Regions from separate parts of the Homo sapiens genome. Here region 1 is linked to region 2. A link is a loop called in an ENCODE intact Hi-C map of the cell type or tissue named here. Cell type or tissue: endothelial cell of umbilical vein. All regions are shown on one strand. Each heading gives the region's core, and the rest is flanking DNA. Links, peaks and the distances in the headings are about the cores only. Region 1 overlaps LIRIL2R (lincRNA regulator of IL2RA). Region 2 overlaps FOXF2 (forkhead box F2).

Region 1 (14,913 bases), core at 2,982-10,981, 1.2 Mb before region 2:
TGCTTTGTAATTGCATAAGGTCTCAGCACAAACAAAATCACAGAAAATGTGAAATGTATTATAACAGTCAACTTGCTTAGAATGTAGTTGAACCTGCATGCAGTATTGAGACACCAGACAACTGTTTTCAGTCTCCACATTTCTTTCATTTCCTTTATGAAAGTTACATTAAGAAAAAAAATAACTCCCTTGAGTATTCTGATATTTTCGGTGAGTGAAACAGTAATCTCAGCAAAGTTCAATCTTGGTATCAGACAGAATTTCAGGTTGTTTCATCTAATTGCCACTTAATACCAAAGACATGATGTTTATTAGCATGTATTTCTAATGAGAAACTATTATAGTCGTCCTCAATTGTCTGAAATATGAAGCGGAAAAAGAAAATTATGAGCCCCAGATACCAGACCAGTTGCTGATCAGATAGAATATCGTGGTTCCAGCATATTATGAAATAAAAATTCAAAGACTGAATACCATGCAAAAGGTCAATATTCGGCAGCATCTGAGAAGTCATACATCTAGATAGACCTAAACTATAAGTGCAGAAGTGCTACAGTAAACTATATGGGCTTTCTACTAAGTACTGGCTAATTTTAAAACATACTGAAATTTATGTACATTAGTCTTTGTTATAAGAATTGAGAATCCGCATTGTATTATAAAGTTGATCTACAACAGTCACTTTATTATAAAATATTTTCGGCCTGGCGCGTTGGCTCACACCTGTAATCCCAGCACTTTGTGAGGCCGAGGCAGGCAGATCACCTGAGGTTGGGAGTTCAAGACCAGCCTGACCAACATGGAGAAAACCCCATCTCTACTAAAAATACAAAATTAGCCGGGCGTGGAGGCAGGTGCCTGTAATCCCAGCTACTCCGGAGGCTGAGGCAAGAGAATCGCTTGAACCTGGGAGGCGGAGGTTGCAGTGAGCCAAGATCTCACCATTGCACTCCAGCCTGGGCAACAAGAGTGAAACTCCATCTCAAAAAAAAAAAAAAAAAAAAATTCACCAGAAGGAAAGTGCTTACCTATTTGAACAACTCTGTACGGGTCTATACAGTATTCCAAGGCTCTTCAATAAGCACATGGTGATGACCCAGGTCAGTCGTGGCAAGGTTGGGGAATTAGAACAAACCTCTGTGGCAAACACAGATTATAGCTTGAAGTGAGCATCACGGATTTCTACAACAAACACTCTGACAAATATTTCCTGTGATAAACATCCACGTTCTCGAGGTGGGACAATTAACCCAAACTTTCCAAATTACATAAAAACTTTTGCTCTATCTAATTAAGCTGATAAATTCATTATTTTAAATGACAACATACAAAAGAAGTATAGATTTTTACTTAAAACGTATTGGATATGTGGGTATTCTCTTGTCTTTCTAAGCAAATGCTAATATCAGTTCAGTGCTTAACAATGTCAGCAGCAACTGGGCCCTCTAAGTCTCCTGCTACTGAAGTTTGAGGGATCAAGCCTCACCGTAATTTTGACAAAGACTAAATTCAAGATGTCTGAGGCTTACAATTTTCTTATTCTACTTAATGAGGTAGAGAAGTTCATTTGGAATTGAGCACTCCATTAGACTGTTTCAGCTAAATTTCAGGTGGCATTTTCTAACAATAAGAGCTGTTGATGCTTTGGAAGGCAACAGGTTTGCTTCACTGGAAGTGATGATGGCCTTCCAGAAAGGGTGAGGCAAGGTTTTCTAAGATCTCATCCAACTAAATGATTCAGAAAGCGCCAGCCTGGGGATTCCAGGTGCTTGTGACTCGGGGATCTTTCTGCCATCCCACCTCACCTGTTAGTCACCTTTTGAAATTGGGTATGATTGAAATGGAGTTTAGGGAATGCTGTAATAATATATCTCTTGCTTGCCTAATTCACAGAAACGTGCACAGGCAAACTGTGATGCTAAGTGGGGGCTTTGATCCTTTGATGCCGGGCCCTCCTCCCACCCGGAGCCATACCTATTTCTCCCTTGCCCGTTCTCCTGCCTCTGCGTTCAGATGTGCTTCAGGCCTGAGACAGGAGGAACCTATCAATGAAGGAGGAAATGTTCCCCAGCTCCTCAAACACGAGGCCTCCTTCTGCAACTCAACTTTCTGCTCCCAGGACAGGATAATCTGAAGACCCCACCGCTTCACCTCATCTGAAGACTCAGTTAAAGAGGAGCGGGCAGGCAGCTGGGGGATTCATTCTCTGGGAGTGGGAGCAGAAGGGAGCCCCTTGTCTTGTTTTTGTTCCTTCCCAGTTGACCCACAGCTGGAGTGCGGGCTGGGCAAGTAGGTGCTGGGCAACTTCTGGGGAGACTCAGGCCTCCTTATTGGCCATCACAAAGCCCCAGAGAAAAAGATGCTTCCAAAAACTGCAAGATAAGAGGAACAGGTAAAGGTCATGGGAGGATTAAGTAGAGCACAGCAGGCTGCTTCACGAACCCTCTGTGGCCTTCCCCAGGTGGGCCAGCATGGCAGCTGCTAACATTGAGTCTAGGCCATCAGGCAAGGTGAATTAGGGACAGTACCAGTGGGGAAAGTACCTCGGTGTAGCCCATGCACTGTCTGCCACCCACCCATGAAGTTCAACCTCTTCTAGTGCTCTTTTCTGTTTTCATGGTCCTGGAGTGACTTGACCTCATTTAGTCATTCTATGATTATCCCATTTACAGGCAAGGAGCATTTTTATTGTTGTTAATGCTCTTAACTCTAGCAAGCTATGAATTTAGGACGTGTCTGTGCCCTTTGGCAAACTTACTGTCTCCTTAGGAATTTTGTGCCCGATTTCTTTTGCTCTTCCAGACTGCTGCCCATGCTCCTCTGCCCTGCCGAGCACTCTGGGAGATGGACCTGGTTGGACACTAGAGCTCCACCCTGCAGCTTCCAGGTGGGCTCAGTAGATGGAGATCCTGGAGGAGACTGTAGAGCAGCTGCTGGCACAGTTGTCCTGGAGCTACCTGGGCCCAGATGCCCCAGCTCTCTCCATGCAGACCATTCTACCTACCTCTCCTCTCATACTGGGCTCTCCGTGTAGGTAAGAGTGGTACAAGCTTCCCTGTCACATGGGTAGGAGTCAACTTCCCTTTCCTTTGTGGTGCTAAACCCCCCGCCACACCTCGAGTAAACAGGGCCCTTTCTAAGCCCAGCTCCTGTCTTGTCTGGGCACAGCATGTGTTTTCTCCTGGGACCCTGAAGCACACATCCATTCTACTCATGTAAAACAGACAGCTGCATAAGAGAAAATAATATATTCACGTGTACAGCTGTTGGCAAGAAGTCTTCAGAGATGGAGAAACCGATGAAGAATCTTGCTGCAAGATCCCAACCTATGCCAAGGGCCACTGCGAGAAGCCAGCATGGACACGAAATTCACACCCAGGGCAGCTCCTGTGTCTTCTGAGCCTTCTCATGAGGGCTGCAAGCACAGTGGTCTGGTACTGCCTGCCTGTAATGTTTTCTTTTAGAATAGACCCTGTGTGTAGATGAAAGAGCATTCGACATCATTACTACGTGGGATGCTGAGAACCAGGTGTTTTCTTCTCTGGGCATAAGCTCCTGAGGCTCCCGAAAGTCTCATCCTCCTGGGCCGAGGATGCTGAAGGGAGCAGTGGGATGGAAGGCGGGCCCAGAAAGCACACGGGCAGGCAGAATCTGCTCTGCCCAGCTCCAGTGTCTTGTCTTTACTGTGCTCACCGTATGTTTTCAGAAAGACAGGCCAAGAACAAAAGTGGGAGCCACCTAAATGTCCAACCATGATGGTCCATGAACACAGTGGAATGTGCAAGATAATTGTGAAAATTGTGCGGAAGTATGGGGAACTGCTTAGGATACACAGTTAAGTGAATAAAGCAGCATGTTAAGTGTTATATATGCCATGGTTACAATTCCAAAAATATGTATGTACATAGGCAAATTCTGGAAGAATAAAACCAGAAGAAAATGTTGTATTAAAGTGATAGCATCATGGATGTATATAGATAGCCTTTGATGTCTTTGTTGGAAGAGGCCATCCTTGCACCCTGTCCCTTGCTGAGCATGCCACAACTGCAAGGCCCTGAGTGTCCCTTAGCTGGCCCATTTCTCAGGTCCAGCTGATAACTCTGAGAGGTGAGGTAACATTGACCCCTCCCCATGATCCTCCAGGCAAACAGCAGGCTGGCTTCTGGCTTGCTGTAAGCACAGCGCCTTCTCCAAGCTCCACGCTTCACGCTGCACACACGGCATTCATCTGAGCCTGCTGTGTCACCTGTGAGGGAACTGGGACTGAGGGGAACTGACACAGAAGTGCGGCTGGACATAACATCCAGGAAACAGTAGCAGGTTGACTGAATAGCTTCTAAGAAGGATAAAATCAAATCCCAGATGACAGTCTTAATAAGGTTGCGATACCAATTTGAAATTACAGTTGACTCTTAAACACCGGTTTGAACTGCGAGGGTCCACTTAGAGATGGATTTTTTTTTCCAAAAAATACAGTCCGTGGGTTTTGTATCCACAACCAAACACAGATAGAAAATATAGTATTCTCAGGATTTAAATCTGCCCGTACGGAAGCCTGGCTTTTCATAACCTTCGGTCCCCAGGACTCACTATGGGACTTGAGTATGTGCAGATTTTCATGTCTTACCCATGGCCCTGGAAGCAATTTCCTACAGATTCCCAGGGATGACTGTATTTGCCTAATGTTTCTTTCCCAGCAGACTCATGTCTGTCTTGTGCACTGCTGTGTTCCTGGCACCATGGGGGAGCGTGGTGCAGAGCAAGTTTCCTCAGATGGCCCTTTGTGGATGGACTACAGGAGCAGAGATGTGCAAGAAGCAAGTTTCAGAAGGAATTCAAACCAAAATGTAGAGTTTGAAGGCAACAGTGACCTTTGCAATCATACCTCCCTGTTATTCAGTAACAAAGCCACCACCATGTATCAAGCACCCACAGGCCACACCTGTCTTCTGGACGATTTTCGGGGCATCATATTTCAATGTTCTGTCCATTTCCAGGCACAAAGTGCTTTCACTCACATTCGGTCCTTGCTGCAACTGCAAGCCACTGAAGACAGGTGTGTCTGATCCCAACGTGGAGCCCACAGTAACAGCAAGCAGCGACTGTTGCTTGTGCAGGAGGCCCTGTGTGCCACATGTTGCTCTTCACTACTGATCAGGGCTGTTTACGTGGGTCCCATCACAGCTGCTCTGTGACTAGGGAACTTGACGTCTCCATTTTTCAACTGAAAACACAGAAGTACAAAGGGGTTCACCACCTTGTCCACGGTTGCCCTGCTTCTAACTGGTCATGTTGGAATAAAAACAAGCAACTGTCATCCGGGATATTAACCACGCAGGCTGTGGTGTTGCAAAGCAGGGGAGCACGGAGCAGGGAGCATACCACCCTGCTGAGATCAGCTCACTCACAAGTGGCAGGGCTAGGGCTGCAGTGCAGCTCACTTACGGGCACTGTGTAAGCCTGAAAGCAAAGTCCACATCCAAAGGTCGTAGTGGCCCCAAAACAGCTTCCTGACCTGCTTCTGTGGTCCCAGACCTCTTGCTGCTGAGGTACCTTAGCTTTCCAATTACTCTTGCCAATTCTGCCTGCCCAGTACTGCTAAAAGGCCACTTCCCTCCGTCCCATGGCCTCAAACACACTTCAGAGAGAATTTCTGGGCACTTTCAGAAGGCTGGTCACTACAGCACAAAAGAAGTCAAAGTTATCGCGTTAGTGCTCCCAAATCTGAGGCACAGTTTGGAGATGGGGGCTCTGAGTCAAGGGGCAGGCTGGGGACTGTTCCGGTGCCTGTGACTATGGGACTGAGTCAGTCACAGCCCCTCTCATTTTCACCAGTGAAGGACATAATGTATACAGTGTTGCATTTCCAAGACAAAGTGCCTTAAATTGGCTTAGGTCAGCAGACTACAGAAGAAACAGGATATTCGAGGCCCCTGCTTGGATAGCTGATGCCTGCTTGTAGGCCTCCCCCTTTCCCCGCTTACCCCCCATTAGTTGCCTTCACCAGAACCGAAGAAGTTTAGTCTAAAATGAAAGCTTACTACTAGCCTGCAAAATAGCTCCCTTTGTCTGTTCTTATCAGCCAGCCCAGCTACTTAGGTCGTAAGTGAAATACTTGAAGAGCCCCTGAGCTGACTAGGATTGCAATGCATTGTGGGCTGTGACAAAATGCAGCAAGACAACCCTAAAAACAAACAAACAAACAAAAACACCTAAAGCCCCTGCCTAACAATCAATAGGTGACGTCCAGGAAGGTTGTGACCCCATAGTACTCAGCCTGTGGGAAACTGGGGGAGGAGCCTGCACACTAGTGGACAAATTGCTTGTTGAAACTGCTGGGTGTGCCTGTCCGTCAGACACCCGATTTTGCAAGACTGACTGTTTATTAAAAATCTCACTTTCGCTGTTCTCTGGGTCTCTGAGTCCATTCTTCGGGTTTGGATGGGTGAGTTTGTTTCTTACGCCTAGTGAGGGACTGGGCCAGGCAGTCTCTTGAGGTCCTCCCTCTGCTTCTCATAAGACATCTGTTGTATCTCTTCCTCTCCTCATCACACACTTCTGTGACTCCCCTTGAAAGACAAGAGCATGTTCAGTCCCCATCAGACATGGACAGTCAGTGCTTCCTTGCCCCGAATTTCTTCCCCTTGCCCTTGGCCACCCTAGACCCCTGGGCTTTCCCAGTAAGTCACACATCAAAACCTTCCTGCCATGTGTTTATAGGATTTTATATTTTGATTATGGAAGTTAAAAGTGTAGTGATCCAGTTAACATTTTATTTCTTCCAGAAAACTTAAGGCTTTAACTCTGTCAAAATATGTGCATTATGAAAGGTTCATATCCCCCAATATCTGCATCCTTAGAAATAAGAGCTTAGCCACTGTTGTATAGATTAACTTTGGCAGTGCCAGCCCTTTATTTGTATATGGAGCACAGGAGCCTGAATTAGCTGGCATTTTATTTCCTTACTAAGTCAATAAACACTTTTTTTTTTTTGAGACGGGGTCTCACTCTGTCGCCCAGGCTGGAGTGCAGTGGTGCGATCTCGGCTCACTGCAAGCTCCGCCTCCTGGGTTCACGCCATTCTCCTGCCTCAGCCTCCCGAGTAGCTGGGACTACAGGCACCTGCCACTGCGCCCGGCTACTTTTTTTTGTATGTTTTTTTTAGTAGAGATGGGGTTTCACCATATTAGCCAGGATGCTCTTGAACTCCTGACCTCATGATCCGCCCGCCTCGGCCTCCCAAAGTGCTGGGATTACAGGCGTGAGCCACCGCGCTGGGCCTAAACACTTATTTTTTAACACTATTGTCCCAGGCACTGTACTAGGTGCCAAGAAAACAAAAATGAACACAGAAAAAATATATACTCAAGTTATTCATGGTCTAGAGAAAAAGACAGACGTACGTGAATTCTTAGGCAATATGTGCCTGATACATCAACACACATAAGCGTGTGATAAACCACAGGGAGACTTGGGAAGGCTTCACGAAGGAGGGTGCCTGAGAGCTGAGGGCTCCATCCGAATTTCAGCCTCCAGGTGGTTCCCCGACTCCTTTCCCCACAGCTCTGGGCTGGAGTTGACAGATGGGTCGGTCAGCTAGCGTGGGCGAGACCATAGTCTCCACCTCACTGTCCAGTGGCCAGGGACCCGCTAGAGGGAGCCAGATGATTGTGGGAGAAGCAGGCCTTGCCACAGCCTCTTTGGTGTGGTGAGAAAATGTTTCTGTTTTAACAAAGTTGTACCCAACTCCTAAGCGTCACACATATAATCCTGCAGATCCGAATCCTACCAATCAGCAGGCACGGGTTCATCTCTACATCAGCTTCCCTTATTTGATGTACGGATGAACCCCACACTTGCTAATAGTACCTGAGTGTGGGCAACACTTCCAGATCTTTCCATAAAATTCAGCACAAGGGCCCTCATGGGTAAGGTGGCTTCCTCATTTGAATACAGATTCTCACATTGACATGGCCCTACCTCTGAGGATGACTTTTGAAGGACACAACAAGCCTCTGAGGCCTGTCACTGAATTCCTGTTATTTCAGAACACAGGGTTTTTGTGTGTGTCTTCTTCCTCCCCTGCCATGTTTCAGGGAAAGGGAATTCAACGTAAAGGGGCCCTTTGCAAAACATACCTTGCAGATGGACCCATCAGAACTGCCTAGGTCTTCCATTTGGGGGCCGGTTCCCAGGCTGACAGATCTGTGACTCTGTAAATGAGTAAGAACCTGAATGTGTCACAGAAAATTCTTCCTGGTCCATAGACTGAATGAAGCAAATGTGAGGTGTGGTTGATCATCATGAAGTTTCTAAGAGTAAAAGAGAGAAAGCAAAAAAGTACATCTTGTTCTCTTCAGCTCAGTGGCTGGATTTAAATTCAGTCTCCACATAAAACTTCAGAAACGGCCCCTGCCCTAGGACAATGGCCAAAATAACAAATAGCTGAAAATCTCCTTTCACTCTGAAGGCCAGTCCTTTCCCCCTGGGCAGCCCCCTCTCCTTCGGAGTGGGGAGGCAAACCTCCCGGTTGGACTGGAACTCCCGGGGCGTTCAACAGCAACGGGGCGGCCTGCTCCCACTTGCTTTGTCCCCAGGGTTTCAACCCTCTCAACAGTTTCTTCTCGTTGCTTCTGTGACTGTTTTTTTTGTTTTTTTTTCTGCCCTGTCCTACCTCTGTGACTGTTTTCTGCCACCTTTGTTAATCCTTCCCCTTGCCAGCTCCAATTTTAAGTGTCCCCTGAGACTGGTAACTCACTGCTTTGTGCCAGGAGGTTCCTTGGCTCCAATCAGGGGTTCCTGACAACTCCCACATTCCAAGCTGGACCCCTCCTCAGCAGGTCCCACCCCACACAAGCTCTCTTCTTCAAACCGGCTGGCTTCCCCAGCCCCTAGCCCTCTGAGGCCATCACCCTTTCATAGGCATCTGTGTGTGTTTGTCAGAGCTGTAAAGAACCACAAACCAGGGGGCCTAAGATCTCGGAAACTTTATACTTTCACGGTTCTGGAGGCAAGAAGTTTGCGAGCAAGGTGCTGGCGGAGTTGGAGCCTCTGAGGGCTTCTAGTGGTTTGCTAGCCATCTTTGTGTTTGCCATCTCTGCCTTCATCTTCACATGTTCTCCGTGTGTGTCCATGTCTCCAAATTTCTCCTTTCCGTAAGGACACCAGTCATATTGGATTAAGGCCCACCCTAACGCTTCATTTTTACTTGATTACTTCTGTAAAGACACTGTCTCCAAATAAGGTCACATTTTCAAGAACTGCTTTGAACTTCAACATAGAAACTTTCTTTTTCGAGGAAAAGAGAATCAGGATTCAACCCAGAACAACACCCAAGCAAGAAGCCTGAGACAGAGCTTTGTGTCTTCCTGCTCCCTAATGCCAGCCTTAGCCAAGCCTCCCTGTATCTCCCACGCCCACTCCCCAGCCTGCACCTTCACCTCCAGGGGGCCTCTGTCTACTGACCTGTCTTTCCCCAGCCAATCCTCTGCAAAGTGCTGCAGTCCCCAAACCATAAAGAACCAGTTTTGTTACATTGCTATGGTTGCTCAAGGACAGACATTGGCTCCCTAGCACTGTGGAAGGCAAGTCAGAAGCCTCTGCCTCCCCTGAACCCCTCCCGTCCTACCTGGGAGGGAACCACACTCAGGAGCTAGACAGTTCTCAGGAGCCTCATGGCAACTGCTCACATCTGAGTCCCAGCTGGAGTTCAACCTAAGTCTCCCTTCTTCAGTGACACCCTCCTGATGCTTAACTGTGCTTTCTTAGAGCTTTACCAGCGCTGCAACAGAGGCCTGATAGCTCTGTGCTTAGTGATTTTGCTGTCTCGTGCCTCGGGGCTGTGACTGGGCTTCCCTGTGTCCTGGTCCTCGCCCAGCACACGACTGAGATGGACAGGAGGTTAATACATGAGCGTTGAATCAGCGGAAGATCTGGGGACCAACTCAATGATTACAGAGTGAATGATGGTGCCAAGGCCAGGGCTCTGAACCCGCAGGGAACTTGCTCACTGTTTGTTTGTGTGGCTGCACCCTGCCTCCCCCTTCCTTGGGGGTCTGAGATGCCACAATCACCTTCTCTGGTTCACTAGAACAGAAAAGGGGCCCAGAAGCCCCCATGACATCACACACCCCCCTCATGCCCTGAGGCCCAAAGTTCTTTTCAGAGAAGTGTTGTGTTGTTGAGCTCCACCTCCACAGGAGTGATTGAGCTCTTCAGGGAGGGCTGGGGGCAGCCATCAGGTGCCTGGGTGTGTTTGGTCATGATCCCTGGATAGGGACCCACCTGTGCCTCCCCACCCAACAAGGGAATGATTCATTGTCTCAAAGTGCCGCGGGAGGGCAAGGACTTAGCCCCAGCCAGAGTGCAGTGTGGTGTGAAAACTGGCTCAGGAGCACCATAACCTATGAGCTTCCTGATTTCCTTTAGCAATGGAAGGTCATTGGCCAAAGGGTGACCTCAAGGTCAGAGGTTGTTGTCTGTACAAGTACCGTCTGCAGCAGCCTCAGACAGAGGCCATTTCTGCTTGGACACCTGCAGCCCTTGGTGGCCCAGAGATGCTGCCTTGAAGTGAAAATGCAAAGCGATTTGAAGTCCCCAGAAGACAGAGGGGTGCTGGCCTCACTTGGCTCATAATGAAGCCCCGGATTGCGTGCTGGGGCTGGAGAAGCCACAGGAGCTGTTGCCGCTGGGGCCTGGGCAGAGGGCAGCAGGAAGGTACAGGGCTGTCCCTGCATGAGGAACTCACCGAGACCTGTACTTGTGTGACGGATGGTTCATACAAGTATTGAAGGTCCACATCACCAGCATCGGCCAGCTCAAAGACCAGCATGGGTGGAGGACCAGCCTCCAGCCAGTCAGCTCCAGGAGACACGCCTGGCCAGGACCAGCTACAGGATTTGCAGGCCCCATTGCAAGATGAAAATGAGGGATCCATGGTTCAAAAATGACTAAGAATGTCAATCCAGTGACAGCAGAGCAAGCGTGGGCCCTTCTGAGTGCAGGGACAGCCTGGGTGTCACCCCACGAAGCCAGCCCCAGACCCCACATGTGGAGGAACTCACTGCTCAACCTAAACCGTCTGCTGAGGGAGGCCCAGTCACACCCGGGCTTTCCCGCAGCCTCTTCCAGTGGGATTCCCACAACACCCTTCCTCCCGGAAGCGCCCTGCCTTCCTCTGGAAAGGGGCCTGGGATGTTCCCTTAGAATAACCTATCGAGTGAGCATTTGGCAAATGGGCTCTGTATTTGTGTTATATGGAACAATAAAAATGTTCTTGGGAAGAAACTTGAACTCCAGAGCTCACCTCCTGCTTGAAACAAGTGACGTCTCCTGCAGCTAAGTAAGTGAGAGTCATGTGGGGTTGGGAGCCAGCGCTTTGAGGCCAGGACAGGGGCTGGGAGAAAAGTGGCCCAGGCCGGGTGCCATGGCTCACGCCTGTAATCCCAGCACTCTGGGAGGCCAAGGCAGGCGGATAACGAGGTCAGGAGATCAAGACCATCCTGGCCAACATGGTGAAACCCCGTCTCTACTAAAAATACAAAAATTAGCTGGGCATGGTGGCACATGCCTGTAATCCCAGCTACTTGGGAGGCTGAGGCAGAAGAATAGCTTGAAGCAGGGAGTCGGAGGTTGCAGTGATCCAAGATCGTGCCACTGCACTCCAGCCTGCGTGACAGCAAGACTCTGTCAGGGAAAATAAAAAAAAAAAAGTGGCCCAATGAGCACAGGTCCGCAGCTGAACACAAGGAAGTAGGATTCAGAGAAAGACAGGGGAAGTGAGTTTGCTAGGAGGAAGAAAAGACAGACCTCAGGACCCAAGGACTCAAGGTGAGCATCAATCTCACTGTTCTCGGTAGGGTGGGATGGTGGTGGTCACATAGAATGGGGGGGAACTCGACAATCACTGGGAGACAGTGCTGACCAAATGAACCAATGAACTGTGTAGCCAAGGAACACTACTGTGTGTGTGTATGTGTGTGTCACGTGTGTGTCATGTGTATGTGTGTGTTGTGTGTATGTGTCGTGTGTATGTGTGTCACGTGTGTGTCGTGTGTGTATGTGTGTCATGTGTGTATGTGTGTGTCGTGTGTGTGTGTACAGAATCTGATGCTTTTATAATGAAGGATGGCTGAAGACTAGGAGAGATGGTGGCAGGATGGCATCAGGGTTGTTTGCTCTGGTTTTAGAGCCAGGCTGCTTAACTCAAGTCTGAGCATAGTCATTTTCTAGCTGGGTGACCTTGGCAAAATTCTGGGCCTTGGTTTCTTCATCTGTAATATGGGAATAGTAGTAATAGCCATATTTTAGGGTTGTGTGTGAGGATTAAATGAATTAATACATGTGCTTTGGTGCCTGGAATGTACTAAATACTCCAGAGATATCACCAATGATGATTTGTTAAGCCGTAGTTACTGCAGGACCTGAATCCTGAGACACATGACTGTCTGAGAGCTCTGGGGGTGGAAGGATTACACAACTGTGCTGGTAATTGCTACCTTTTGAGTGTTAAGTGTGCACCTTGGGGCATTCCCACTGACAAGGGACTCCCACGCACAGAGTCCATTTCCCTAGAACGTTATAATCAGTCTTCCAGATCCTTGGCCACTCAGAGGAGCACCTCGCACGTTTCAAAAGGTAACTTCCTGAATACACATCTGCTGGGTTTTCCTTCCTCCAGCTCTTCTCTGTTTCATTTTTCTCATCTTACTTTAAGCCTCTTGAGCAGATTAACAAGGCTGAGAAAATTCCCCCGGTCCTTTTTAGCTGCAACATGATTCAGCATACTTCTGATCATCCTCTTAGGCTGATATGTGGGTTTTCTTGACATTTTTAGGGACCTAGTTTGATGTGTTTGTCCTGTGAGACTCACTGTGACACCGGAAATAGACCCTGTGATTAACTACAGTGTTGTGCTTTTTTTTTTTTTCTAAAGCCACAGTCATATTACCGGGTATGTGTCATTTATCAGATATTTTTGGGGTACTATGTTGCACCTTATTATCTAAAAGCCAGGATTCAGAGGATGTATAACTCTCATAAGAACAGTGAGTTGGATACTGAGAGAAGATGTTCAAGATCAGAAAGCAACTCAGAGATAAAATTGAGATTTGATTTCCTAAATTCTAACGTACTTAATTTCACAAAAGAACAAAATACCAGCAAATACACAACTGCCCAGCGACTTTGTTGTAGTGAAATTAAAACCCACAGATGGTCGGGCGCGATGGCTCATGCCTGTAATCCCAGCACTTTGGGAGGCCGAGGCAGGTGGATCACATGAGGTCAGGAGTTTAAGACCAGCCTAATCAATATGGCGAAACCCCATCTCTACTAAAAATATAAAAATTAGCCAGGCGTGGTGACGCACACATGTAATCCCAGCTACTCGGGAGGCTGAGGCAGGAGAATTGCTTGAACCTGGGAGGCAGAGGTTGCAGTGAACTGAGATCGTGCCACTGCACTCCCGCCTGGGTGACAGAGCGAGACTCTGTCTCAAAAAAAAAAAAAAACACCCACAGATTACCAGAACCACACTCTTGCTCTGTGATGTGTGGGGCAGATGCATAGCTGAGCCTTTCTCGGATGGCTGGCGTGGGAGGAGAAGCGATCCACTGGCCCTGGATAATGGTTGATGGTGCTTTGTTTTGTGTATTGCTTCCTTCTATAAGGGCGGTCAGGGTCTCAATGGGAAAGAGGAACAAGGAACGTTAGAGAGATAATCGTTCCTAGAAACACGAAGAGGGGCCGAGAATTAGAGGACAAGAAGGAATGAATGTCAATGTTGTTAGGGACAATTAGGAAATGTCATACTATCTGCAAATACCGGATGTCTGAAATATTTTAGCAAAACTGAAATAAATAGATTAGAAGAATAAAGTTGGAGGACGCATGCTGCCTGATTTCAAGGATGACTATAAAGCTACAGTAAAAAAGACCATGTGGTATTCACCTAAACATAGACAAATAGATCAGTGGGTTAGAAAAGAGTCCAGAAACAGCCCATACCAATATGGTGTATTGACTTTTAGCGCAGGTGCATAAACAATTTGATGGAGAAAGGGGAGTCTGTTCAGCAGATGGTGCTGGGCAATTGTAGATCCACATGCAAAAGGAGATGAACTCAGCAGGTACCTCATACCTGATACCAAAGATAATTCAAGCTGGATTACAGACCTAAAGATACAATATAAACTACAGAGCTGGAGAAGAAAACATCGCAGCTGTTAGGAATGGGTATTTGTCTTTGTAGTGTTCCATTCATATCAAATCATGTCATGCTGTATAAGTTGTGTCTGTAACCAGCTTTTTGCCACTTAGCATTGCATTTTTCCAGGTCGTTAATGTTCCTCCTGCCCCTTCACTGATGCTGACTGTGCCAGGCCATCCTCTGAGCTCTGATCTAGAGGAGCGCTGTAAGGCAGAGGCTGCATAAAGAACCTGGCCTCCATGAGTAGGAATCCAGAAACACACTTGGCAGTCCAGCCCATCTCTCCCATGGGGTGGCCTTGGGATAAAGAGCATGGGCCCTTCTGCAGTGACAAAACTCAGAACTGTTGGAAAGTCATGGACCTCACAGAATCCTGAAAACAAAAAGAGAGCTGTGCTTCATGAGTCACCTCTGACTTCAAGAGGAGCTGTCTTTTCCCTTGGCCCCATTGCACGTGTTTTCCAGAACCACAACACCCTGCGATGTCTGTATCTGTGCCTGTCACTGTCTTATTTAAGAAAACCCCAAACCACATGAATTGTGATAAACAAAAGTATTTTGAATTCCACCCTTTAGGCTTATTATGACATAAAAAATCATGCCCTGGATGTAAGTGGGCTGACACTGCTGAATTCATGATAGGAAATGGTCATCTGACTTCCTTCTGGAGGAGAGGCCTGAGAGGGAGGGAGTGCTTTGACCGG
Region 2 (14,913 bases), core at 476-8,475:
CTGCTAGGACTCCCCTGAGAAATGCGCCTGCCCTGTGGATGCCACTTGTAGTGTGGCTGGTTTACATTGTTCTGGTTGCAGATTATGAAAAATTATTGACTTGCTGAAGGCGGTGAAAGGTGGGAGGGGACGGTAGGGATGGAAGAGGGAATTTGAATATTTGACCAGGTTAATGTGAAGAACAGAGATAAACCCTTACATTAACCCCTCGCTCGGAGCACCTAGGGCTGCAGATTAAAATCCCATGGGCCTGCCAGTCAAAGGCAAGGCCCCAAGCTACTCTCTCACACTGGCCTCCCACAGCAATGAGACAGTGGCTTGGAGGGTGATGCATGCTTTATGTGTTCCTGAGCCGGTGTGCAGCGGGAGCACCCGGGGAGAAGGAAAGCCCAGAAATGGGCAAAAGATGTTGGTTCCCTGGACGGTGAAATTTCCCAAATAGGCCTTTTAAATGTGGGTCTCAGAGGTTAACCAAACAAAGACAGTCTCGGCAGGACCACACCGGAGAGGATTTTAGCCTGACTTAACCCACTGAGAACAGAGTCTTGTTCAATTTTATGGGAATTTCAACAAGTAACCAATACAGGCGGCCTTCCCCTCTTATTTTTGTATTCCCTTGGACCGGCTGTCAATCACACACACACACACACACACACACACACACACACACACACACCCCTCGGTGCACTGGCCCCTTCCCTTCCCCGCCTGCCTGCTCCTCTCCCAGCCTGCCAGCTGCCCTCCCTGCTCCCCTTCTTCTCCTCTCCCGGCAGATCCACTCAACTTGAACCCGGACTCTGAGGCTTAGCAGCCTTGGAGAAACCGTACTCTAGGAAGAAAAAAAAGCACACAGGAAAGAGACTCCTGACCCTTCCTCAAGGCTGCTCTCGCCCCACCTCATAACACTGGGCGCAGGCACAAGCTCCCAAAACTTCGGAATCTGGATACATTACTGTCTTGGAGGGGGTGAAAACTGCCCAGCAAAGCAAGCCGGCCTCTGTGCCCCTACCCAGCGGCCTCCCGCGGCCGGCCTTCCCTGGGAGCCTCGCAGAACCCCCGACCGAGTCTGGGAACGCCCGGGGGAGACAATAGCTCGGGCCTGACGCCCGACAGGGACCCTCTGCCCTTCCTTCCTCGCTGTCTTGCTCCCGTCCCTATAGGATACCCACCCGGCCCTGTTGCCATCTCCCTGGAGCGCCAGCGGTGGAGGCTTCGGAGGAGCCGGCCGGATGCACCGGGACCCCGCGGGGCCTAGTTGGGAGCGCGCCGCCCACTGAGGCCTGGGGGCCCGGCGAGGCGCGGGGGTGGCCAAGGCAGTCTCCCCGGCACACAGATCAGCACATGTCTACGCGCACACACCCAGCACGACCCTCCCTCCCCCAGCACACCCCAAGGGCCGCGCCCTCCGCTCCTGGGCCTGGTGGCCATGGTCCATGTGCCCCTGCCGGCGCAGGGGCTGCCCTGGAGTTCTCCATTAAGCCCTGCGAGCACTTCAGGAAGGAGCTCGGGCTTCTGTCATCCCGCTCAGCACATCAAAGCGCCGACGGCCGCCTTCGTGGGCAGGTGTGAGCGCTCGCCCTCTCTCCTCCCGAGCCTGCTATTTTGTGGTCCAGGACTTGCCATCAGAACTTGCTTTAACGCGACGAGGGAACTCACCTGTGTGCAGAGCGCCGCGCACACATCGGGGCTCGCGGGACAGGGCAGCTGCGTTAGCGCAGCGCCGGGTGTGTTCGGGTAGGTGTTGCGGGCAAGGAAGTAGGCAGCGGCCCCTGAGCAGCCGCCTCGCTCCGGCATTGCGGGGACACGGCGGGGCTGAGGCCACGAGAGCAGGGCCCGAGCCCGGCGGGCCGTGGTTACGGTTTTCTTGCACTGAAAAACTGAATCCGGCCCGAAGCGACGTGCACTTTATGGTCCCCACACCACTCGGTTAACTAAGAAAAGACCCGGGCGAATGGACCTAACGCAGCCCGGTGCCGAGAGGGCCCGGTCCAGCAGCCTCTGGGGCCCAGTGCGCAGGGCACTGCGGGCCGATTGCGCCCCGGGGCCAGGAGGCGCCGAGAAAGCAAAAGCAAAAGCCGGCGGCGGGTGGAGGTCAAGCGGCCCGGTGCAGGCCGGGGACCGGGGAGCCGCCCCGGGAGAGCAGGGTCCAGGCCTTCTCTGTCCCCCTCCAGCCTGGGGCTACCTCAGGGACTCCTCGCGCTGCCAGATGCTTCGGACCAAAGGGCATTTCTCTGCGCCCTGAAGTCCCGGCTTCTCTAGAGGAAGTCTAAGACGTTCGGGACCCACGAAGATGCCTGCGGAGGGGCAGGAGAAGAGGCGTGCTTTTCTGCCCCATCCCTTCATCTTGCGATTGGGTTGTTTTCTATCGTCCCCTTTGGCACAGGGAGTCCTCTGCGCTCGCTGCTGTGACCGGCCCAGTTAGTTGGGAAACAAGGCTCAGAAAGAAGGCCGCAGTGGTGTTTCTGGGGTAGGGTGCTTGGCCCTCCCTGAAGCCAGGGCTCAGGGCAGCACAGGCCAGGAGCTCTGCCGGGAGAGACCCGGAACCAGAGTCTGGGTCTAGTTGTCCGGTACCTGTGCTCATTCTGAGATTAAAGTGCACGCCCCAGCCTCAGAGAATAAAATTGGAATTCCAGGACATAAGAATCCCCCTCGAGGGGGAACTTGCTCTGTGTTTGTGCGAGCATCAAAACAAAACATAATGATTCCAAAGCAATTCTATGACGTGCAGTTGGTGTGTTTGAGCTACTTCTAAAGCTGGGCTTTCTCTACCAGCTGTCTAGCAATTTACTAAAAGGCACAGCAGCACCTTTTGTACTCTGAGGCAAAATAAGACACCCTGCCATCCACTGGATGACTTTGTTTCTGAAGAGGTTTTTTTTTCTTTCTTCTTTCAGTGGGACTGCCCCGTTACCAGCATCACTCTACTCCAGTGTGTGACAGAAAAGATTTCGTCCTCAACTTCAATGGGATTTCTTCTTTCCATCCCTCAGCTAGCGGGTCGTATTATCACCATCACCACCAGAGCGTCTGTCAGGATATTAAGCCCTGCGTCATGTGAACGGAAAGAGGCCAAGCGATGGCCGCTCTCTCCTCTCCCCTCCTCAGAGGGGGCAGATAGAAACTGGGACGGATTCAAGTCACATGCACGCGGATAGCAGTAAGCCACACACCTGCCACTTAGCCAGAATGCCCAGGATCGCGTTGGTCACTGTTATTTGCCTACTGCTGGAAGAAGGACAACCGCTGGCAAGGTAGCGTTCCCCAATCTGAATACCTGCAGGCTCCCACATGAGGGAGAGGGCAGACTCAGGTGGGAAGATGTGCCATGCGTAAGGCATCAACGTGTATCTGTGGGATCTTCGTTGCCTTCAGTAATCAGGGTGTGAAAAAAGCAGACAAGTTGTGTGTGTGTGTGTGTGTCTAAGAAAACTTGTGTGCTTTTCAAAAAGGCAGTGCTAAGCACAAGATTTCAAGAAAGCCTCTTCTTGTTGCCTAGCTGAGTGGGAGAGTCATTTTCCCCAGACACTACATTTGGATACAGGTGCCAAAGAACATTATTAAGGAATTATTTAGAAACAATGTGTCTAGTTTAAGAAAGTGGTTTTCAGTATTGTGACAATACAACGTTTTTACAAGGTTGTTTTCTACCACCATATTTTAAAGATATTTTTATGACCGTGTATACTCACACTTTGCTTGTATTTTAAAAGGAGGATATATTTGCACTTATGTATACTTTTACAGTTTGCCAAAATATTTTGTTGTAAAATTTTTTTTCAATAAAATGTATATAACAAATAGTTGTTTTAGGGGCTGATTTTCTCTTCGGGCACCCTGAGAGCAATGGATGCCAGTTTCTCCTCCCCGGCAGGCAGCTGTGCAACTCTACCCACACCCCCTCCAGTGGTGTAACTGACATGGTGTGGGGTCTGTGCCTTGAGTAACACAGGCCAGGTTCTGATTGTGAGTCTTCTCAGGAGAAAAACAGTGGAAGAAACGTTTTCTGTTATTTCTTTCTTTACTTCACCCCAGCTTTTTCTGGCAAAACAAAAACCAGAAGGTGAAAGGAACTAGAAAGAAAACCAGGCAAGATACCGACCAGGGTTTGATTTTGAGGAAACCAATTTTGTGCCCCTTCTGTTTTCTTTCCTGTGCCCGGGGAGTGTTCTGCCCTTTGCCCTCTCTCCCTCCCGACTGGCATGGGTTGACAGATGTGGGGCACAGTGGTAAGCCCCCCTCCAGGGTTGGATGCCCAAAGAACAGCACCCTGCTTCTTCCCTTTGCACGTTGCAATTTTGTTATGGGTGGCGGTCACATGCTGTCAGAAATGGGGTTCAGATCTGAAGAATGCAGGGGGATCCCTGAGCTGCAGGGGGCAGGCTCCCAGCAGGGGGTTTAACTTCCTTGGGGAGTTTAATACAGAAGCTGGACTCCCCACACGTTGCTCTGTGGCTGCGGCCTGTCCCACCCTCCAATTCAGAGCCTGGCTGGCCCTGCTCAGCATCGGCACATAGCAAGCCGGTTCAGCCCTTCCTTCCTCCCGGCCTCCTCTCCCCACTCCTCCCTTTTAACCAGGGATTTAACAAGGGAACCCCTCAGCCCCTTTTTCTGTTCCTGCTAGATTTCCCAGTCACCAGTGTTACAGGCAGAGCTGGTGACGCTCCCGATGGAAGAGCAAAATGGGCCAACTAGGCAGGAGGACTGACCTTCTGTCCCAGCAGCCCTTCACCATCACGAGCCATGTTGGGGACAATGGGTCTGAGAGAAGCAGAGAAATTATCTGCTCCAATCATGCTGTGCATTTTCCTCTCCAATTCAGGGCTGGAGTTTTGTTTTTGTTTTTTGCTTTTTCTTTCTTGATTGGAAAACTCACCTTTGTTTCTTATCCCTTAAAAGGTCTTTCTCCCAGTCAGTCACCAGACTCTTGGTATTCGTAGGGAACTGTTTCACACCCCAGGGTTTTTGTATTCTAAGTGAATTTCACTGCAAAGAGCGTCTCCTGAGTGAAACATCTTGTTTCCGAAAGTCTTAACCATCTTTCTAATCTTTAGGTTTCCTTCCTATATCTTCTAAAATTAAGAAGTGATTTAAACATTTTTTGTCTCTCCATTATCATATTTGCAGTTAAATAAGGCCTTTTTATTTTCTTTTATAGTGAGCTACTCGGGGGCCTGCTATAAATTATGAAGTCAGTTTCAGAGTTTGCTCCGACCACAGTGCTGTGTTTACATTCCTTCCGAGGCAGCCGGCATGGTCGTAATTTATATCCTAAACACTTGAACGTAACTTGTTTATACAGAGAATGACAGGACCTCAAAGACGAAAACTGCGTCTGCCTGCCTGGCCGCATTGGGAGGCCCAGCGCGCCCCCTGGTGGCGCGAGGAGATCCGCCCAAGGCGACTCAATGATTCCTTCAAGCTGCGCAAGAACTTGACAAAATGACCCGTTTTGTGGTGCCTTCCAATAGAGACATTTTTAAGTATCTCACTTTCATAAGTTATGGTTTCCAGTTTTAGGAAATACTTTGCTTTCTTCTTTCTTCTTCTTCCTTTTTTTTTTTTTTTTTGAGACAGGGTCGTGGTCTGTTGCCCAGGCTGGAGTGCAATGGCACGATCTCAGCTCACTGCAGCCTCCACCGCCTGGACTCAAGTGATCCTCCCGCCTCAGCCTCCTGAGTAGCTGGGACCACAGGCACGCACCACCATGCCTGGCTAATTTTTTAATTTTTGTAGAGACGGGGTCTTGCCTCGTTGCCCAGGCGTGGGCTTTTTTCTATTTTACTCTTTTCGCCTACTGTCTCATCCTGAAACCAGATCACAATTCAGTAAGAACAGGCCTGACCATGCTCAGCAGATGCTAAAGCCCTGACTTGCTACGTATATTCTTCATTTCTACATTTCTCCCCAAATAAGGCTGTTGTTTTGTTTCCTTTTGAGTCAAAATTGTTTCTCTCCTAACTGTCCCTCAAAGACACACACGTACACATAGACTCATTTATATTCACCCTTTTTTTTTTTTTTTTGGAGAAACATGCAGTGCTTGGCTTTAAAAGTTGCTCAAATGTTAGTGATTAAATTGAAAAAAAGTGCTACACCTTTATAAGTGAAAATAAATGAACTAACTCAACTAGGGATAAATACCTCAACTGTTTTTTCGTCAAATGGATTTTGAACTTAGGTTTTCTGCTCATTGGCGGAATAAAGTGGTATATTAAAAGATTTTATTGTTTTCTATAATAATTATTGTTTTTTGTTGGTTTCATTGGAGCTGTATACATAAAGACAAGACCAGGGAACTACTAAGCATCATGCATCAAGTGCTGGGCACCGTGGCTGTCTTACCAAATCTCACACGGCTATCTTACTTAATTCTGTCAATATCCCTCTGAGGTGCTGATATTGACCTTATTTACAGATCTGTACTAGCTCCTGACTAGGTCATGACTTTGGGGGGTTTGACCCATGTCTTCTGATTTCAGTTTATTTCCCTCGTTTCTCCAACACTGCCTCTAAGAATTTTGCAACTGACACTGCAGATCTTTGAGTGGCAGGAATATTCCCTCTGAAGCAGCAGTTCTCACACTTGAGTGCACATCAGAATCACCTGGAGGGCTTGTTCAACACAGGCTGTGGGTCCACCCCACCCTCCATTTCTGATTCAGTGGGTCCAAGGTTGTGTTCAAAGATGTGTATTCCTAATAAACTAATAAAAGAAGGTGATGCTGATAATGTTGGTCCTGGGACCACACTCTGAAAACTGCAGCTCTTGAAAGGCAGTTTCGATTACAGATCTTTTTATAGGTTCCAATGGATAGGTATTAAGGATAGCCTATTAATTGGTTAAGCAAAGATCTGGAAAGGTTTTTCAAATAGTTTGTCCATCTAAATGCCTCTGTGATTGATTATGGGCCCCTAGGAAAATGCAAGGCTTAATTTTGAACCCTAGGCCAGAAAGTAGGATCTCCCCATTTTTATTCAAAGCAATGAGGCCTCTTGTTTTATTGTAGTAAACATTGCAGAGAGGAGTCAGATGGAATCATTGAAGTCTACCTGCCTCAGTGGAACAATAAGTCTAGGTACTTGCACACAGCAGCCAGTCAGAATTCTACAAACAGAAGGAGGCAGTAATGGGAGCAGACAGGAAAAGAAACTCCATTATTGGTTATAAAACCTTTTGAGGGTAGAACAGAGAAAAGGCAAAGAAGGGGGGCTGTGATCTCAGAGGATAGCAATAGTGATCCCTAGATATGAATGGGTAGGCAGAACCGTGGGTGAAGAAGGGAGAGAGACAGAGAGAGGAAAAGGGAGAGAAAGGAAGAGAAAGAGAGAGATGGAGACAGAGAAGAAGGAGGGGAAAGAGGAAGATAGTCAAAAAGAGGGAAAGAGGAAGAGAAAGGAAGAGAGAGGGAGAGAAGAGAGGAAGAGAGACACATAGAGAAGGAAAGGGAAAAGAAACGGAGAAGAAAGAGAGGGAGGGAGGGAGAGAGGGAGATAGGAAGGGAGTGAGATGGGGTAAGAGAGAGACAAAGAAAGAAGAGAGACTGGGAGAGAAAGAGAGATACACAGAGAAAGAGAGAGGAAGGGCAAAGATGGGTGGAGGGTGTGGGAAGAAAGGAGGAGGAGGAAGGAGGGAGAGAGACAGAGGGAGAGAAAGGGTGGAGGAGGAGGAGGAGAGGGAAGCAGGGGGAGGGAGGTAAGGAGGGAAAGAGGTCTGGAGAGGAGGAGTCTGCAGACATTTCCTGAGCTCCTGTCCCTGGAGCTGAGAGGCAGCCCTGGAAGCTGGATTCCTGTCCTCTGAGGCCACCATTCTCTCTCCAGGTCCCCAGTGCCAACCCACGAGCTGAAAGACCCATGGACTTCTGTTTTACTTGGCTTGGCCTGAATTCTGGGGAAGTAAGTGAATTCTCTAGTTGTGCATGATCAAATTTTCTGAACTGCCACAGCGACTTATACAGAATTAGGGAGAACAATCTTGACTTAGATTTTAGAAAGTGGAAGTCCGATTTCTGGGGAAAATCTTCAGGTCCCTAGGATAGGCCACGGTATGGCATTAAAGGGAATTAGCAGCTCCTTCCCAAAAGAAACACTCTCTTTGTAGATTCGTATTATACCTAATTACTCTGCATCATGGTGATTAATTCAAAACAGGCACTGACTTACTTAGAATGGAAATATATTTTAATATATTTTATCCGAACGGAAATACATTTTACCAAACCTGCCTCTATGAAACACTATCTTAGCAAGAAAAAACACCACAAATGTAGACATGGCCAGGGAGGGCCAGGGCACACAGACGTCAAGGTCATTGGGGAAAAAATGAAAGTCCTGGAAGTTCTTTTTGAGTTCAGAGTGCCCCAAGTCCACAGCAATCCAACTGATAAATATTCATCTCTCCATGTCCTGGGGGACGTGTGTGAGATACGGAGCCTTGGCCATCCCACGGCTGCATCGCCAGGCCTGTGGGCTTAACTGTATTCACGAGAGCACAGACGGAGCGGACAGCGGGACAGCTTTCCCTCCGAAGGGCCCATTCCACCCTCCAGCCTGGCAACGGAGGCTCGGTCACAGCCGGGCAGTGACTCGTCTGCCGGGTGGCACGGCCTCACCTCCCCAAACTGGCAGAGCACCTCCCCCTCAGATTTGGAAACCGCTGTGAGTTAGGTGGAGTCCAAGCCTGGAGTGTGGGGAGAGGAAGACCTGCCTCCTCGCTCCTCCTTCAGCAGCTCCACGCAGCACAGAGCGGAAGTGTCGGTAGACCGTGTTGATTGACTGACTGGGCCCCAGCGCGCCGTGTGCTAATCCCCGCTAAGAGCTGTTCTTCAAGGAGGGGAGGAACTGGACCTGCTGTCAGAACAGAATTGCTTAGCTGGGTTGAGACACAGGGAACCAGGCCAGGATCTGGCATCTCAATAGGGATTCCAAAGACACCAGGTCCGCTGACGGACTCACTCTGGATGACACACTTGCTCACAGCCTGAGTGAGTGCACAGTAGCCCAGCAAGCTCCAGGGGGAAAAAAAAACCCCCTGCGGCCGTCCCGTGGCCCATCCGGCCAGTTCACACAGTCACCTGGGGTAGGCCGAGGTGTACTTTAACAGCTCCCTGGATACAGCCGACAGGTCTGTGGGAAAATGTCCGACCTCTCTATTCATCAGGAAATGCAAATGAAAACACAGTGAGATACCACCTCACACACATCTGAATGGCTTTTATCAAAAAGACAAAAAGTAAATAAGTATTAGCGAGGATGTGGGGGAAAAGGAACCCTTGCGCACGGTTGGCGGGAATGTAAATTAGCACCGCCATTTTGGAAAACAGTATGGCAGCTTCTCTGTAGACTAAAAATGGAACTGCCAGAGGCTCCAGCAGCCCCCCTTCTGGAGGACGCTCCATAGGAGCTGAAATCAGTATGCGGAAGAGATGTCTGCTCTTCCAGGTTCACTGCAGCGGTGTTCACAACAGCCAAGAAATGCAATCAACCTATGTGCCCATCAACTGATGAACAGATTTTTAGAATTCCCTGTACATACAATGGAATATGACAGTGGTTCCCAATTATTTTGGCACCAGGGGCCGGGTTCATGAAAGATAATTTTTCCACAGACGGGGCAGAGGAGTCAGGGACCCCTGGAATACGGCATAGCCTTAAAAAAGAAGAAAATTCTGTCATTTGAGACCACATGGATGGAACCAGAGAACTTAAGGCTAAGTGAAATAAGCCAGCCACAGAAAGACAACTACCACATGATCTGACTTATATGGAGAATCCAAGAGTCGATCTCATAGAAACTGAGTAGAAAAGTGGTTACCAGAGGCTGGGGGAGAAGAAGGGATGGGGAAAGGGGAAAGGGGAGGTATTGACCATAGGGCACGTCTCAGGTAGACTGCAGGGGTAGGTTTTAGTGATCTATTGTGTGCCATGGTGACCGCAGTTAATAGTAATAATAATGTATGCTAAAGGAATAGATTCTTCACATTCTCACCACAAAAAAACGGGAAGTCGGTGAGGTGATGGTGTTAGCTTGATTGACTCTTTCTACAATGTATACGTAGCTCAAAACATCCCATCGTACCTGATAAATACACAAAATTATTTGTCAATTAAAAATTAAAAAGAAAAAAGCTCCCCTGGTTCTTCTAATGCTCAGGCCATGCTGCTGGAGAGCAGGATTGCGTTTACAGTCGCCCTCATTCCAGGACAGCCGTCTACAGGTGGGGAAGCTATGGCCACAGCCGCATTCTCCTAGCTGTCAGGCAAGCCTTCTACACCCCAGTACACTCGAGCAGACTCCCCAACTCACCCCAGACCCTAACAGCGAGCTTTCTGGATGGGCCTGGGGCGGCAGGGGCTTCTGGGGCTCCCTAGGTGACGGCTGCTCTAGATCCATCTCCCTCAAGCTGGGAGCAGACGCTGAACCCCTAGACTCTGCAGAGGAGGGACGCACAGCCCAGCAGGCACCAGGCATAGCTCCACATTAATCAGTTACTCAGGCCTTTTTCTAAGAGAGAGAGCCGAGCATGAGGGCAGGAGCTCAAGGAGGGAGGGACACAGAAAAGGAAAGGCACGGACACGCCACGGCAGGATGAGGCTGTGGGAACTCAGGTCACAGGGACATGTCCCTTTGCGCCTTGGACGTCTGGTGCAGCCGAGCCGCCTGGCCTTACCTGCCCAGGGCCTCTTCCAAGGGCAGCTGTCAATATGCTCCTTGGCATGATGGCAAAGGCTGTTCACAGCCCTGTGCTCTAAGATACAGTAGTCCAGCAGTAAGGGCCACGCCGGGGCCGCCCGCAGGACCGGGAGAGGACAAAGCCAAGGACGCCCGGGGCTCCAGGCCAAGCACAGGGAAGCCACGGCCTAAAGAAAACACACAGAGAGACGTACACACACTCACACACACACAGACACACACTCATATACACATACTCAGAGACACACATAGACACACACAGACACACACATAGAGACATAGACACACATAGACACAAACACACAGACACATTCATATACACACAGACACATACACACTCACATAGAAACACACAGACACACACTCACAGACACACACATACAGACACACAGACATAGACACACACAGACATGCACACAGATACACAGACACACACATACTCATACACACAGACAAACACACACACATAGACACACGCACACAGACACACAGACATAGACACAGAGACATGGGCACACACACAGAGACATAGACACAGACACACACACAGACATAGACACACATAGTCACATGCACACACATACACACACACTCACAGACACACACAAACACATAGACACAAATACATAGACACACACACACATTCACATAGACACACACAGACACAAACACATAGACACAGACATAGACACGCATACACACACACATAGACACACACAGAGACACACATAGATGCACAGACTCACATAGTGACTCACAAACACAGACACACACTCAAATACACACACAAACACACACAAAGACATAGACACCCACATAGACACAGACACACACACTCATATAGACACAGACATACACGCAGACACACACACATGCAGACATAGACACAGACACACATAGGCACAGACACACTCACATAAACACAGACACACTCACACACAGATGTAGACACACACACACAGACATAGATCCACACACACACTCACAGAGGTATAAATACGGACACTAACACACACACTGACACAGACACTCACATAGACACTCACAGATACAGATACACACACTGACACATACACTCACATAGACACTCACAGATACAGATACACACACAGACATACACAAGCAAGGATATAGACAGGCAGACATAAAGACACACAAACACGCTTGCACACAGACATCTAACACAAAGAGACATAGGGACACACACAGACACATATGTTGAGATATGTAGATACACAAAAGCATGCATGCATACACACAGATGCACAGAGCCACACAAACACATAGATACACACAGACACGCAGACACACATAGACATACACACAGAGACCCACACTCACAGACACACACAGACATACATGTAGACATGCAGACATGCAGATACACCGAGACACACACACGCACATGCATACACACACAGCAACATTCAAACACACACACACACACACACTCGCACACAATCTGCTATTCAGTTGTGGGTCTATCTGCAAGCACTAAAGGCTGACATCCCATCACGCCTGCCATCCTCCCAAATCTCCAAATCCACCACAGTGGTTTCATCATCTTCTGAAGTTTCCTTTTTTCTAATCACAACCCTGCTCTAATCCCAGAAACAGGAAGAACTGCCTCTTTTAAATTAAAAGGTTGCTTTTGTTCTCAGAGGCCAACCCAAGCCCCTTGGCCATGGACAAGGCCCCCAGCTGGAACCACAGCACAGGGCAGCATCTCCCAGAACAGGCTAGGGAGGGTGCCTCCTCCAGGAGCCCAGAGCCGAGGCTGGCCAGCTATCTGCGTGGAGTGTGGAGAGGACGTCATGGCTCCAGGAAGCGGTGAGGTCCCAGGGCTCTGACTCAGGCTCTGAACATGGGGTGTCCCCTTGCAATGGTAAGAACAGGGTTTGATCAGCAAGGGCAATCCCTCTTCCTCTTAGATGACCCATCCTTTTCAAGCAAGTCCCCATCCCAAGAGGAATGGGGCAGGTCGCCGGGCTGGGAGTCCTCCACCCGGATGTGAATCTCTGCCAAGGAGCAACTGAGCAGCAGTGCCAAGTAAGGAGGCTGCTCCAGCTTCAGGTCTTCACAGTGGGCACTGGCCGCCAGATCAGTGAAGCCCACAGACAGGCCCCTCCAGGCTATAGGGAAAGCCCTGTTCCTTACTGTGCCCTGGGAATAACACAAGTACACACACTAAAGATAATGTCCCAGAGATGGCTGTGGGCTGTCTCCCGCCCACAGCCCCAGGAGTCCCTTCCAGATAGCAGCCCTGAAGAGGCTATGGCCTAGAAAAGCCATAGGGCATCTGCTAGGTCTGTCCTGCAACGGAGTGCCACAGATTGGGTGATTTACACACAGAAATCTATCATCTCAGTCCTGGAGGCTGGAAGTTCAAGATCCAAGTATCAGCAGGGTTGGTTTCTCCTGAGGCCCTTCTCCTTGACTTGCAGACGGTGTCTTCTCCCTGTGTCCCCACATGCTCTTCCTTGTGTGTGTATCTGTCCTAATCTCCCCTATTTATGGGGACACAGTCATACGGGACCAGAGCCCACCCTAGTGACTTTGTTTTAATTCAGTTTCCTCTGTAAAGACCTTATCTCCAAATGAGGTCACTGGGAGTTAGGACTCCAACATACTTTTTGGGGGAGGTGGGAGTGTGAAGAACATAATTCAACCATAACAGTTATAAATCGAGCTCACAGCTGGACAGAAATATACTTGATTTCTGGGTCCACAACCCCAGGCCTTCTCCCCTGCCCTAGTAAGCTCCAGATTAAATAGGCTCTCAGAGAGCCAGACCAGCGAGGCCCATCCCTTCTCTCCATCTGTGCCTTGAGCATGGAGTGGCTTGGAAGCTAGATTTTATTTCCTGCAGAGAGAAAACGCTAGAGCCAGCACGCAAATGAGCTCTAGCCCCCAGCGGGACTGCATTCTTTTGGGGAGGGCAAAGCCTATAGTTATGGACTCCACAAGTCCCTGGGAGAGGCAGCAGTGCCCCTGAAACTGCATCAGACACTGTCTCTGCATCAAGGCACACACCTCTCAAAAAAAAGGAAGAAGACAGGACAAAGATTTTTTTCCCCTTTTTGAACTTGGATGAGCTAGCATCGTTGCACAGTACAAACGCTGGGCATTCACAGAGGCAGCTCTCTGTGGGCCCCGGGTCTCTGCTAGCCATCTGTGAGTGGGATCTTGAAGAGTCTTAGGAGGCAAGTATTTCTAAACCCACTTCCTAGAGGAGCAAGATCATTCGCAGTCACATACCTGGTAACTGGGACAGCTGAAACCCCAACCCAACTCCATCGGACTCCACACATCAGAATCGGGCTGGTCTGTGAAAGGATGGGGGAGGCTTCCTGGCAGGATCTGTGTACCCCTTGAGCTTGACAATTGGTAAGATACACTCTGGGTGTAAGATACAGGGTGTTTGTCCACTAAGTTCATGAACAGCCCAAGACACAGCCCACACTGGAGTAGATGTCATCCATTAATCCCCTAACAATGGAACTGACCCTTGGCTGGGCACAGTGGCTCACGCCTGTAATCCCAGCACTTTGGGAGGCTGAGGCAGGGGGATCATTTGAGGTCAGGAGTTCGAGACCAGCCCGGCCAACATGGTAAAACCCTGTCTCTACTAAAAATACAAAAATTAGCTGGGTGTGGTGGTGGACGCCTGAGGTCCCAGCTACTCGGGAGGCTGAGGCAGGAAAATCTCTTAAACCCAGGAGGCGGAGGTTGCAGTGAGCCGAGATCACACCACTGCACTCCAGCCTGGGCAACAGACTGAGACATCATCTCAAAAAAAAAAGAATGCAACAGACCCCAGCGTCTGAGGAGGCTGGGCAAAGGCAGCCTGCATGGCCTCCAGGACTCCCACCCTTTCCACTGAGGTCCCATGGGAGAGAACCAGCTGCTCTGAGAGCCCGCGGGCCGTGTCTCCATCAGCTTAACCCCAAATGAGAACCAGGTGTGTCCAGGCCCAGTCTTGGCTCCCCGGGAGTGAGGCGGGAGGGATGGGAGCTCAGGCCCGGCCCTCAGAGGCCAACTTCCCACCCAGGGCACAGGGGAGGAGGAAAGCAGGAATCCCCAGGCAGAGATCTGGCTCGGCAGGAGGAGGCTTGGTAAGAAGGGAGATTCCGGGGTGCATGGAGAGGAGGAGGACCTGCCCTCAGAGTTCAAAACCAGAGTCTGGCCCAGACTCCCTTACACAGCACTCAAGCCCCTCTCCC

What was found. Hi-C counts contacts between places; a loop is a spot of excess contacts. Peaks named below come from ENCODE experiments on the same cell type or tissue, not always from the same donor. Only the 100,000 strongest peaks of a DNase experiment are listed, where the experiment ranks them.
Region 1: a loop joins it to region 2, with 10 times the contacts of the local background. A loop is called at or near these places in 11 of 110 quality-filtered maps.

Annotation. Positions count from the first base shown.
Region 1 is chr6:181,338-196,250 of GRCh38, forward strand. LIRIL2R (lincRNA regulator of IL2RA) reads left to right here. Exons shown (of 2, transcript XR_926349.3): 1 at 1-3,034; 2 at 3,169-6,409. LINC03066 (long intergenic non-protein coding RNA 3066) reads right to left here. Exons shown (of 8, transcript NR_126020.1): 3 at 8,139-8,312; 4 at 6,399-6,569; 5 at 5,019-5,224; 6 at 3,256-3,472; 7 at 1,029-1,137; 8 at 129-358. Among named protein-coding and RNA genes, the nearest start is that of LIRIL2R, 8.4 kb to the left of the region's middle. RefSeq lists enhancers at 7,972-8,031, 12,628-12,697. In endothelial cell of umbilical vein, for the core only: a CTCF peak has its summit at 7,647 (motif pointing right); a DNase peak (open chromatin) is centred at 7,654.
Region 2 is chr6:1,391,802-1,406,714 of GRCh38, forward strand. It overlaps FOXF2 (forkhead box F2), which reads left to right. Exons shown (of 2, transcript NM_001452.2): 2 at 2,895-3,802. The coding sequence ends at 3,058. Among named protein-coding and RNA genes, the nearest start is that of MIR6720, 8.8 kb to the left of the region's middle. RefSeq lists an enhancer at 8,233-8,734 and a silencer at 10,083-10,232. In endothelial cell of umbilical vein, for the core only: a CTCF peak has its summit at 5,371 (motif pointing left); a DNase peak (open chromatin) is centred at 5,340; H3K27me3 peaks cover 4,280 bases.